Linked DNA regions of Homo sapiens: region 1 is linked to region 2. The links are chromatin loops, found by intact Hi-C in ENCODE. Cell type or tissue: endothelial cell of umbilical vein. All regions are shown on one strand. Each heading gives the region's core, and the rest is flanking DNA. Links, peaks and the distances in the headings are about the cores only. Region 1 has its middle 150 kb from the start of MIR4302. Region 2 has its middle 98 kb from the start of MIR4302.

Region 1 (5,391 bases), core at 269-5,268, 56 kb before region 2:
CATCTGATCTGAACAGATTCAGGGATTCATTTGGTAGCATCTTGATTTCATTTTTCTTTCTCCTTCTCTCACCTCGGTTTTTTACTTTTTGATTCAGTTCTTAGATCTCTTCGAGTGATAGCAAAACAGCCACTGTTCTGTCTTCTCAACAACCACAACTAAAGGTCTTTTTCTCAATGTTCCAAGGGCCCCCAAATTGAATTTTACCGGCTTTTATTACATTATATGGTCTTCCTTGAATCAATCATTATGTTAAGAGAGTGATAATTGACCAAATGTAGGTCATGTGCTCACAGATGGAATGAATTGATGGGTCAATGACATCCACAGTTCATGAACCTTAGTGAAAAAGAATAGTTTTCCTAGACAAAAGTAAGTGTGCTGTTAGCCAAAAGAGAGAAAATAGATGTTGGGCACAGAAATGGCAGCTGTCCACTGTACCCACTCAATCTAGTTCAAGTAAAAGTGGATTTCTTCCGAGGAAACATGTTGATTGGAACTGGGCCTGGACTGTTTTCAGGAATGAGACAACTCTAAAGACCCTGCTCCCCTGCCCTTCCTTCTTTGCCTAGTTCCCCATATCCTTTCTGTTCTTTCTGGAAGATTCTTTCAGCTTAAGCATAGGTTTTGCTTTCTCCTACTTTAGTGTGGCATGGACCCAACTCTCTCTAGTGGCATCTCTCATTGCATTCTTTTAGTTTCTGCATTGTCTTCTCATTGCCTCATTCTCTCCATTTCCTAACTCCAAACTTAAGAACAGAAAGCTGGTGGTTTAAGTTCATTGTATATCCATGTCAGAGGTAATATGCCACACACTAGATATGGCAATCTGTGGCTTGCCTACCAAGTCCAGTGCTAATTCTTGTTCTAATCCGCTTAGTGGTGATAGATGCAGGAGGCAGATAAGGGGGAAGGTCTTCAGGGAATCTCCAACTAGCCTTCACACTGGGAGGATGGGGTGGAGCCTCAGGAAGTTCACTCCGTTTACAGCAGGGAGGAGCCTCTCCTGTTCCTGGGTGGCAACCTGGCATTCAGTCAGTGAGGTGGAGAGCCTGTTAGCAGGACTACATCTTACTTTGCTGAGTTGTTTTTCCTTTTTCCTTTGTGCCCAGTAAATTCCTCTTCTCACACTTCTATGTGTCCACAAGCCTAATCTTTCCTGGTCATGTGACAAGAAACTGTTTTTTTCCCACAACAGTGGGAATGGAAGGAAGATGTTCTTAACCCCCTTGGCCAGACCATGCATGGGCTGTAATATTTCTTTTAGCAAGGGGTGTTGGAAGGACAGCTTTTGTTGAATAACTTCTCATAGGTGAAGTCCCAAGCACAGTATCAATGACATTCCCCTAATAACTTTACATTCCCACACTCCAAATCAATTACTTCCCACCTTCCAGGATCCTCTCAGCACCCACCCTCCCTGCATTCTTCTCAGGGAAAGCGTATGCGGTCTGAAAGGAACCATTCTATTCTCCTGTCCCTAAATCTACCAGCCCACGTTCTTATCTAAAAGCCGTCTACATCACCTCGGCTCTGAATTCTACCCCATTCCCTTTCCCAAGGATTTCTCTCCAACCATTATCAGTTTCCTAAGATACATTACACGTTTCTCCCTGTGTTCATTATCTGTGCCTTCCCACTTATGCCTGTCCACTAGAAAACAAGGCACGAATGCAGTGTGCTTCATTTGACAAGACTCCCGGCCCCTGGATCAGCAGCTTGACACATAGTAGGCTCTTGATTAATTTTTGTGGTCTGTTTGACTAATTTGAGTGTGGTAGTTCCTCAATAAATAATACTACCCCCTTTCATATTCCCTTCCTTTAACTTTGTTCAGTGTTTATTTTAGACATTTTCTGTTTAAAGAAACTTTCCTGTAAACAAAATATGAATATCAATCCTTTTGGTAGAAAAGCATGCTTACTTTGTTGGTACTGAAGATCAGTAATACATTGATTTGCATATGTTTTCCAGAAATATGAATGTGCTCTTCTAATGTCTTTTTCTTGACTCATTTAGTTTAATTTATTAAGAATTCCGGAATGTCTTCCAACTGATGATGCATTTCATGGTACGCATATAGCAGAAATAAAATGCTTTGCTCTCAGGAAGCTTCAATCTATTAAGATAACAAAGATTGCATCTGCAAGGATGTTTATCACACTTTGGTTTATAAAAGGAAAACTCTGAAGTAACCCGAATGCCTTTATCAACAAATTAGTCAAATAAATTGTAACTGGCGAAGAAGGCTGCTTATTGTAGCAGTTCTGAAATAGCAAAAGACTAGGAAGATTCCAAATGCCCACCAATTGTGGACAAGGTGAATAAACTAAGGTTACAGCAACAAAAGGAGCACTATGCACCTGTAATCACAGATATACTGTTAAATGAGAAAAGCCATGTGTATGGTGTGTGTATGCTATGTCATCTTCCAGCTAAGGAAGAGGGACACTACAGATAGTTACACACACACACACACACACACACACACACAGAGTAGCTTACTTTAAAAATGCCAAGATATACTAAAAACTAGAGGCATGGGCTACCTTTGGGTCAGAATGGGAATTGGGTGAGGGGATGAATATGACAGTTAGTTTTTAAAAATATTTTGTAGATTTTACTCTGGAAATATATGTACATCATCCAAAAATATAAACTTAAAAATCAATTCTTAGAATAAGAAAGCTGAAAGAAAATAATAAACCTAACTATTTTTGAGTTGGTGACTTTACCACTCAGAGAAAGTTTATTTCAAAGTGACTTTAAAACAGTAATTTTGCCGTATATCCCTGGTGGGTTACATTCTAAGAACAAAAGAAGTGAAAAAAGTCTCCTCAGTAATCAAGGCTCTTCTCAGTAATCATAAAGTTAGTTTTAGTATATTGTCATTCTGATACTATTGTAATAAAAAGTAAATAAATATTTATATTATTTCATTTAAAAACAAAGGCGTTCAGTGAAAGAAGGAAAAGATACAAATACAAGTCAAATAAGTAAAAATCCTGTAACCAAAATTGGTATTGGAAGTATTAGTATGGACTCCTGAACTATTTTTCTACCTTTGACCACTGAAAAGGTCTAGAGACCTTGGTCAACCCAGCAACTAGACTAGGGATTCTAAATACCTTTCTCCATTAAAAGGAACTTTGTAGAAAGGCTTGATTCCAGATCTATGGCTTCCAAAGTCAGGACAATTTGATTATAGAAAGGAATAATAATAGCAGAGGACTTAGCATATTAAATATGTTTAAAATCATTTGCTTACCCCAATAATAATTTTAAAAAGCTCATTGTTGAATTTTTCCAGTTGTTAAGGAATAAGCTCATTATTCTAAAATTTGACTTTTAAAACTCAAGCATTTATACACCTTTTCTGTACAAAGAGCACTTCAAGGTAACCAAATAGTTAATGTAGGAAAGCCATATTTTTCTAGAAGAATTCCAGCTAATATATGAAGAAGAAATTATAGAATTGGACTATCTCAATTTTGTAATCTCTAATGAAGTAACCATTTTAGGTGGTGACCATGGATAGCTACTAAAATTATTAGTTAAAAAGCTGATGAGGAACTTTATAAGGAAAGATTTGGCTGACATTACCTGTCAAAAATTGATCACTCTTAACATCATAGACAGGGAGACAACTTAGCATTATGTTCCTCCTGATGTGATAAAATAGGAAGAATTACATTCCTCCGGATGCAATGCAATATATTGTGATCCAGTAAGAAGTACACAACAACATCTATGAAATATTCTTGCAGAAATTTTAAAAAATCAAACTTGAATCTGATTAATTTATACAAATACAAGGGACTGAGAACATAATAAATGACACCACAGGGGCATAAACAAATCAGCAAAATCCACAATGTGATATATACTCCATAAGAATTTTTTCAATAAATAAATTGCAAAGGAAAAGAAAAAATGAACCTATATATTACAAGAACACTAGAGACATAACAACCAAATGTAATATGTGAACTTGCTAGGATCCTGATTTACACACACTAACTTTTTAAAAAGAAGAGAGAAGCATATAATATTCTCAATACCATTATTACTTTTTTCAAGAGTGATAATAAGTTTGGGCATATGTTTTTTAGAAAATCTTGTAACTTGCACAGGCTCATAATGAAGTATTTACAGATACGAGAGATGATGTTTGAGATTTACTCAAAAGAACCCAGTGTGTACAGGGGAAGGGAAATGAGGGTGGAGGTGGAGATTAAAGAAGACTGGCCATGTGCGGGTAACTGCTGAAGTTAAGTCACAGTCCCATGGACCATTACAATGGTATTATCTCTACTCTTTTAATACATGTGACAATTTCTATAATAGACATTTTTTAAAGCTGGCTATATCTTTATTCCATTTTCTTTCAATTCTTTCTGGAAAACTCTAAGATGACTTAAGGAAACAATGAACTATAAAAATTCCTCTTCAGAACAGTGTGAAATAATAATAAATTCAAAGGCATTAAATCTCTACTCTTCATCAGTTGTTTTAAAAGAAGACTATTTCTCACATCAGCTGACATGATGTATTTATGTAATGGGCTCCTGACTAGTAGGTTTTTATTTCATATGAAGGGAATACAGTATTCGAGTTACAAAAATTATGCATTTTTTAAAAACACAGATTGTTTGAAATTATTTTCCCTTACAGTAACATTCCATTCGCTTGACATTCAGTAGGACTAAGCTCTATTTTCCAATTTGCCAATCAAAATTGCAATCAAAACAATAGAGCATCTTTCTCAAGACCAGAATCAATCCCCCAAATCTTTTTACTCTTCTTTTCTACAATGACCCTGTCATCAATCCTGTGTCTAAGCTGACAAGGCTTCACAAGGGTTTGGCCATCTCCCCAACCAAATGGACTGACAGCCCCATCTTGAATCATGGCTAGACCTCAACCGTCCTAGGTAGCTGTAGGAATAAAGTGCTTCAAAAGAATGAATGGATTGCAGCAAATAGCTCACTTGAAATAAACTTTACACAGTTCCATGTTTCTAGTAATCAGAAAAATAAAGACAACATTTAACAAATGAAAGATGAGGTAGAAGAAGGATGGCACCAACAACTAAGTATAAGGTTTGATAGCAACTCCTGAAAATTGCCTATCATGTCCAAATGAAAGCAGAGATATTAATTTTTTCACATACCTGTGTATGTCTGTGTGAGCATAATAAAGGCAACATCACAGAATCCCTGAGTGTTATGCCACAGTGTATGCTGGAAAATTCTTGGAAAGGCAAGGCTCCCATTCTGCTTCACTGGCAACACAGGAATATGGTTACTAGTATATGTGCAGCAATCTGACTGCCTGGGTTCAATCACCAGCTTCACTATGAACTATGTAGAGAATATAATACCTTAGTTA
Region 2 (5,391 bases), core at 203-5,202:
TCTTTTGTGAGACAGAATCTTGCTCTGTGGCTCCCAGACTGGAGTACAGTGGCATGATCTGGGCTCACTGCAACCTCCACCTCCTGAGTTCAAGCGAGTCTTGTGCCTCAAACGCCTGAGTAGCTGGGATTACAGATATGCACCACCATGACGGGCTAATTATTTTTGTATTTTTAGTAGAGATGGAGTTTCGCCATGTTGGGCAGACTGGTCTCAAACTCCTGGCCTCATGTGATCCGCCCGCTGTGGCCTCCCAAAGTGCTGAGATTACAGGCATCAGCCACCGCTCCTGGCCTCATCTATATATTTCCCATCTTTGATAATAAGGTAATTGCAGAAAGGAAACAAACAAATGAAACGTAATGTGGAAATAACTGATATAATTAATTTTCTGAATGTCTGAAGCCTGGAAGCCTGTAAATATAATCCTATACTTGTCCATAGCAAGTTCCCAGAGGTTAGTAGTTTTGTCATTTATTTCTCTAATCCTTGCAGTTTCCAACTCAGTAATTGGCACTTAGTAGGCACTCAGAAAAGGTGAAAATGAGTAAATGAATTGAATTACCCCAATTGCTTGATTCAAAAGAAAAAAAGTAGAAAAAATAATTGTTTAATAAATAGACTTTCACCAATTTCAAACAAGACCTCTTCTCGGATAAGATTTAGGAATATTCTATAAAATCCAGCATGACTATTAGTGCTATGGAAATACAATATTCCATTTAAGATTTTTAAGTAGGGGCTGGGTGCAGTGGCTCACGTCTGTAATCCCAGTACTTTGGAAGGCCGAGGCGGGCGGATCATGAGGTCAGGAGACAGAGACCATCCTGGCTAACACGATGAAACCCCGTCTCTACTAAAAATACAAAAAATTAGCCGGGCGTGGTGGCGGGCGCCTATAGTCCCAGCTACTCGGGTGGCTGAGGCAGGAGAATGGCGTGAACCCGGGAGGCGGAGCTTGCAGTGAGCCGAGATCGCGCCACTGCACTCCATCCTGGGCGACAGAGCGAGACTCCGTTTCAAAAAAAAAAAAAAAAAGAAAGAAAAAAAAAGATTTTTAAGTAGGAATTTAGTAAAAGTGACTTCTGCCTTCAATACAGAACTTGCCCAAATTATCCTACACCTATGTTCTCTTTCTTAGAACTAAAAATACATTGACACCCTAATTCATGATTATTTTAAAATAAGCAGAGAAAAAAGAAACACATATGCACACATGGCATCATCCCAAATGCATGAGGATGTTAAAGATATTTCCAATTAATATTAAACAATATTTCTGACATAGGTGTTCATGATATTTCAAGTGCAATCTGAGGCCATGAGATTTTCGGCTGGCAGCTTCCATGAAGATCTGCTCATGAGCCCTCTCCCTCTTCATTTAATAAGCAAGGGAACTTATTATAACCTTGAGGGTGCAGTAACAAGCTAAGGTGACACAAGAAGTTACTGGGGAATTCAGGACTGAAACCAAGTTTCCTGGTTTTCAGCACAGAACCCCAAGTTGTTTATCTCCAGAGTTGACCTTCCAGCTTTTCCAGACCAAATCAGCCCCACTCCTGTTGACCTGAGGAGCCCCTTCCAGGGAATCAAAGAATCAGCCTCATTAGAAACAGGGCATTTTTGTTGTTGTTTGGTTTTGTTTTTCCTGAAAACCATTGCTTCATGCCATTCCTTCTTGGAGCTTTGGCTGTAATACATTTGCCTCTAGCAAACAGAGATCTTATTTCTGTTCACACTGAGCAAGATTACATGGCGACTCTTTGAAAGTGAACCTTGAAAGGAAGGTTTGCCTGATAACCACATGTGGATAATGAATAGAGCAGTAGCTTTAACAGTGAATTAATCCTTCAAGAATCTCACTTGAAGTTCACCAGGCTTTTCTTCTATTATTTAAAGAACTTTTAAAGGTTTAACTAAATCATTTATGGAACATTTCCCATTATGTTTTAGCATGATACAATTTCTTAAAAAGGCAACTCAACAGAGCTAATCAAATTAGATTTTCTTAAAAGGCAGAGTAATGAAGTTATGGGAATAAGGAAAAAACAAAAACAAAAACAAAAAAATGCTTCATCCAGGACCCAGACTCCAGCTATAGCTGTATTTATTTATTTATTTATTGAGACAGAGTTTTGCTCTTGTTGTCCAGGCTGGAGTGCAATGGCACAGTCTTGGCTCACCACAATCTCCGCCTCCTGGGTTCATGCGATTCTCCTGCCTCAGCCTCCTGAGTAGCTGGGATTACAGGCATGTGTCACCATGCCCAGCTAATTTTGTATTTTTAGTAGAGATGGGGTTTCTCCATGTTGGTCAGGCTGGTCTCAAACTCCCAACCTCAGGTGATCCATCCGCCTTGGCCTCCCAAAGTGCTGGGATTACAGGCATGAGCCAACCCGCCCGGCCAGCTGTACTCTTAATAACAGTTCATTTGGGGTGACTTTAATAGTATAGTAACTTACAGAGAATGGTAAATTTGTGTATGACGAGAATATTGGGTTTAATGTACCCATTAAACAAGTTTTATTTATTTTATTTACATATTTGTTTGGTTTATTTTTGTCATATACTGTGGCAAGCTTTTAATCAGAATTGTTTTTGCCAGAATAAAGACTGCCCTAAAATAATCTAAGTAACATCCTTAGTGAGGAAAAAAGAATTTTTCTTGAATTATAGTATTTCCTGGCACAAAATAAGTTAGTGCCAGGGATCTACTTCTTCAGAGATATTTTTCACCTCTTCAGGTTTAAAGGAATCAACAGATAGAGGGAAAAGAGAAGTGTGTGCCAGAAGTCCCCAAGTCACACCAGACCTGCATTCGCAGCCCTGGAGTCCCTTCCTGTCTGGGAAAAAAGGGTGGGCTTGGCTGATGCAGTGGGACAGGTCCGCTGTTTGTCTGGTCACTTAATGTCTGCCAGCTGGGGCAGGACTCCAGAGTGAGCAGTTTATCAGTCATGAGGCTCTTGGGAGATCTCACCATTGAGGAATGGGCCCCGAGGGAGCAGAACACTATCAACTCCACCATCTGACTTCTGCTTCCTATTACGACTCCTTTTAACAGGAGAAATGACTTCCTAGTGGTTGGGCATGTTCTAATTTATTGCTTTATTTGCTGGCTGTTGAATTGAATGGGAAAATCCACCATGAGAACACCTTAGCAACACTGAAAGGTCATCTGTCTCATCAAAGTCTGTCCTTTCATACACTCTCTCTACCTAGAATTTCTCTAATTATTACTTAATAATCCTAGCATTTGGTCTCAGCAGCCTTCTCTGCATGAAGCACCTGTTTTGGCAAAGTTCAAAAGGCCTCTGTACTCACTAAAAGTGATCCATTTGGAGGGGTTCATTTCTGGTAATTACAAAGTTTTTATTTCCATTGTCAATTTAAGCAATTGTGAAACATGTACATATATTTTAAGAGTCCAGATCTCACTTTGAAGAAATTCTTCAGCAGAACTGCATAATTAGCAATGAAGCAGAAGAATACCTTTTCAATAATAGAGTACATACAATCATATATTTTTTTCGGAGGAATAATGTTTATTTTGATTACTACACATGATTATGGATAGTATTATGATTAATATCCATATAAAGCTACATTGATTTTAAAATCTGATTCTAAACAATAGTCAAAGTTTTAGTTGCAAAATAGATCATATGTATTCAGATGCATTTCTTAATGTTCATTTAATTTCTAAGACCTTCAATATTTCTATTATGTCTGTCTTCTTATTAATATAAATATATCTAGTTTGATTTTATCTTTTTACTCCATCACTCATGTTTATGGTTATTCACACATTTTAACTCATTTTGAAATACAGTGGTCAGCTCTGTATTGCATAGGATGTAGACCCCATCAGGGGTCACCATGGCACAAAGTTAACAGATTCAGACTTGCAGCTGGACAGGTCTGCATGTACTTTTAGGCAGAAGTCCTTCTCTGGTCCCTACCGCTGCTTTAACACCCTGTGAGGATCCTTGACTAGATGCCAACAGCCTAATAAACTGCAGGTGCCAGTATGTGGCACAGGTATTTGGCATCATCTCAGGTGAAGGCAGCAAAGCACAGTGGAAGATGGCTTTGAAGTCAGGCTCGGGTTTAAATCCTGCTCTGACACTTAATCTGCAAAAGAGCCTTGGGCAGGTTATTTTACAGTTCTCTGACTTCCTGAGATAAAATTAATCATAAAGAGTTTTAGTTGGGTTTAATATGGGTGCCTGTACAGGGCAGTGGTTAAAGATATTGCTTCCTAAGTTCCAGTCCTGCTTTCCCATTTTCTAGTTGCTTCACCTTGGGCAAGTTAACATAAATCACTCTCAGTCTTGGTTTCTTCATCTGCAACATGGGGATAATAAATGTTACTTTTCATAGTGTTTTGGAAAGATTAAATTTTTTAAATGAAGGAAAACCATGTTTCACATGGCACATAGTAAGCACTCAATACTGGCTATTTATCTTTTACAAACATTTATCTTAAGTTCCTGGCATTAGTAGCTATGCAATACCCTGGAGTCCAGTGTCTCTTTCATGACCCTATGGGGTCTCAGTTCTCTATCTGTTTTCTAAGACCAGGAAGACACAATTACAAGAATAAGAATAATTGCAGAGCTGATTAAAGGGATTTATATTTTATAAAATGTTTTAGAAATAGATTTTATTGTTCAACTACATAGGTCTTATTTTTAAGCCTTTAAAATTATTTCTATATTTGAAATATTAAATCCTTAGGTTATGTATTCTGAAAAAAAGTATACTTCAGTTATATTCTCTACCTAAATATCTATGTTTATTTTTTACTGAAACAGTTGTAGCTGATATAAACACTTAGCAATCAAGCTACTTTGAAAATGTTTTCTATTTTCATTAAATAGCGTTTATCCTAAAGAGAAATGCTTAATGCCTTCAGCATTACTTTTAGAATAATACATATTTATGATATAATAGTATGCCACTTTTGGAACTTTTTTACATTTATGTTTCTAAAAAATGCTATTTACATAATTTTTCCTCAAGCATTTGTGTAATTCTCTAAAGCACATTCTTTGATGATTTTACATGTACATATTCCTTTCATCTTCTAGTAGCAGATTTGTTTATCTCTTCATTCAATCAGAGTATTTTAGATGAATATTGAAATAATTATTGGCTTTTAAAAAATCATGTAATCAACAGCAGGATATGGCTGCAATGATATCCATATTTCATCAGTTTTAAAATATACTCATTCTTTATAGCAAATTTTATATAGATAGCTTTTTAAATTACCTTTGACACATAGTTTAAGTTTATAAATAAAGGTGGCTTAACTCTGCTACCATATAAAGAAAACTTATCACCATTTTCTAAACTTTGGAAATATGGAGGACATTTCTATTTACTATG

What was found. Hi-C counts contacts between places; a loop is a spot of excess contacts. Peaks named below come from ENCODE experiments on the same cell type or tissue, not always from the same donor. Only the 100,000 strongest peaks of a DNase experiment are listed, where the experiment ranks them.
Region 1: a loop joins it to region 2, with 2.0 times the contacts of the local background. A loop is called at or near these places in 1 of 110 quality-filtered maps.

What each region holds. Positions count from the first base shown.
Region 1 is chr12:25,717,590-25,722,980 of GRCh38, forward strand. No RefSeq gene overlaps it. Among named protein-coding and RNA genes, the nearest start is that of MIR4302, 150 kb to the right of the region's middle. In endothelial cell of umbilical vein, for the core only: no CTCF peak of the experiment used is centred there; a DNase peak (open chromatin) is centred at 2,162.
Region 2 is chr12:25,773,166-25,778,556 of GRCh38, forward strand. No RefSeq gene overlaps it. Among named protein-coding and RNA genes, the nearest start is that of MIR4302, 98 kb to the right of the region's middle. In endothelial cell of umbilical vein, for the core only: no CTCF peak of the experiment used is centred there; a DNase peak (open chromatin) is centred at 3,006; H3K27ac peaks cover 304 bases.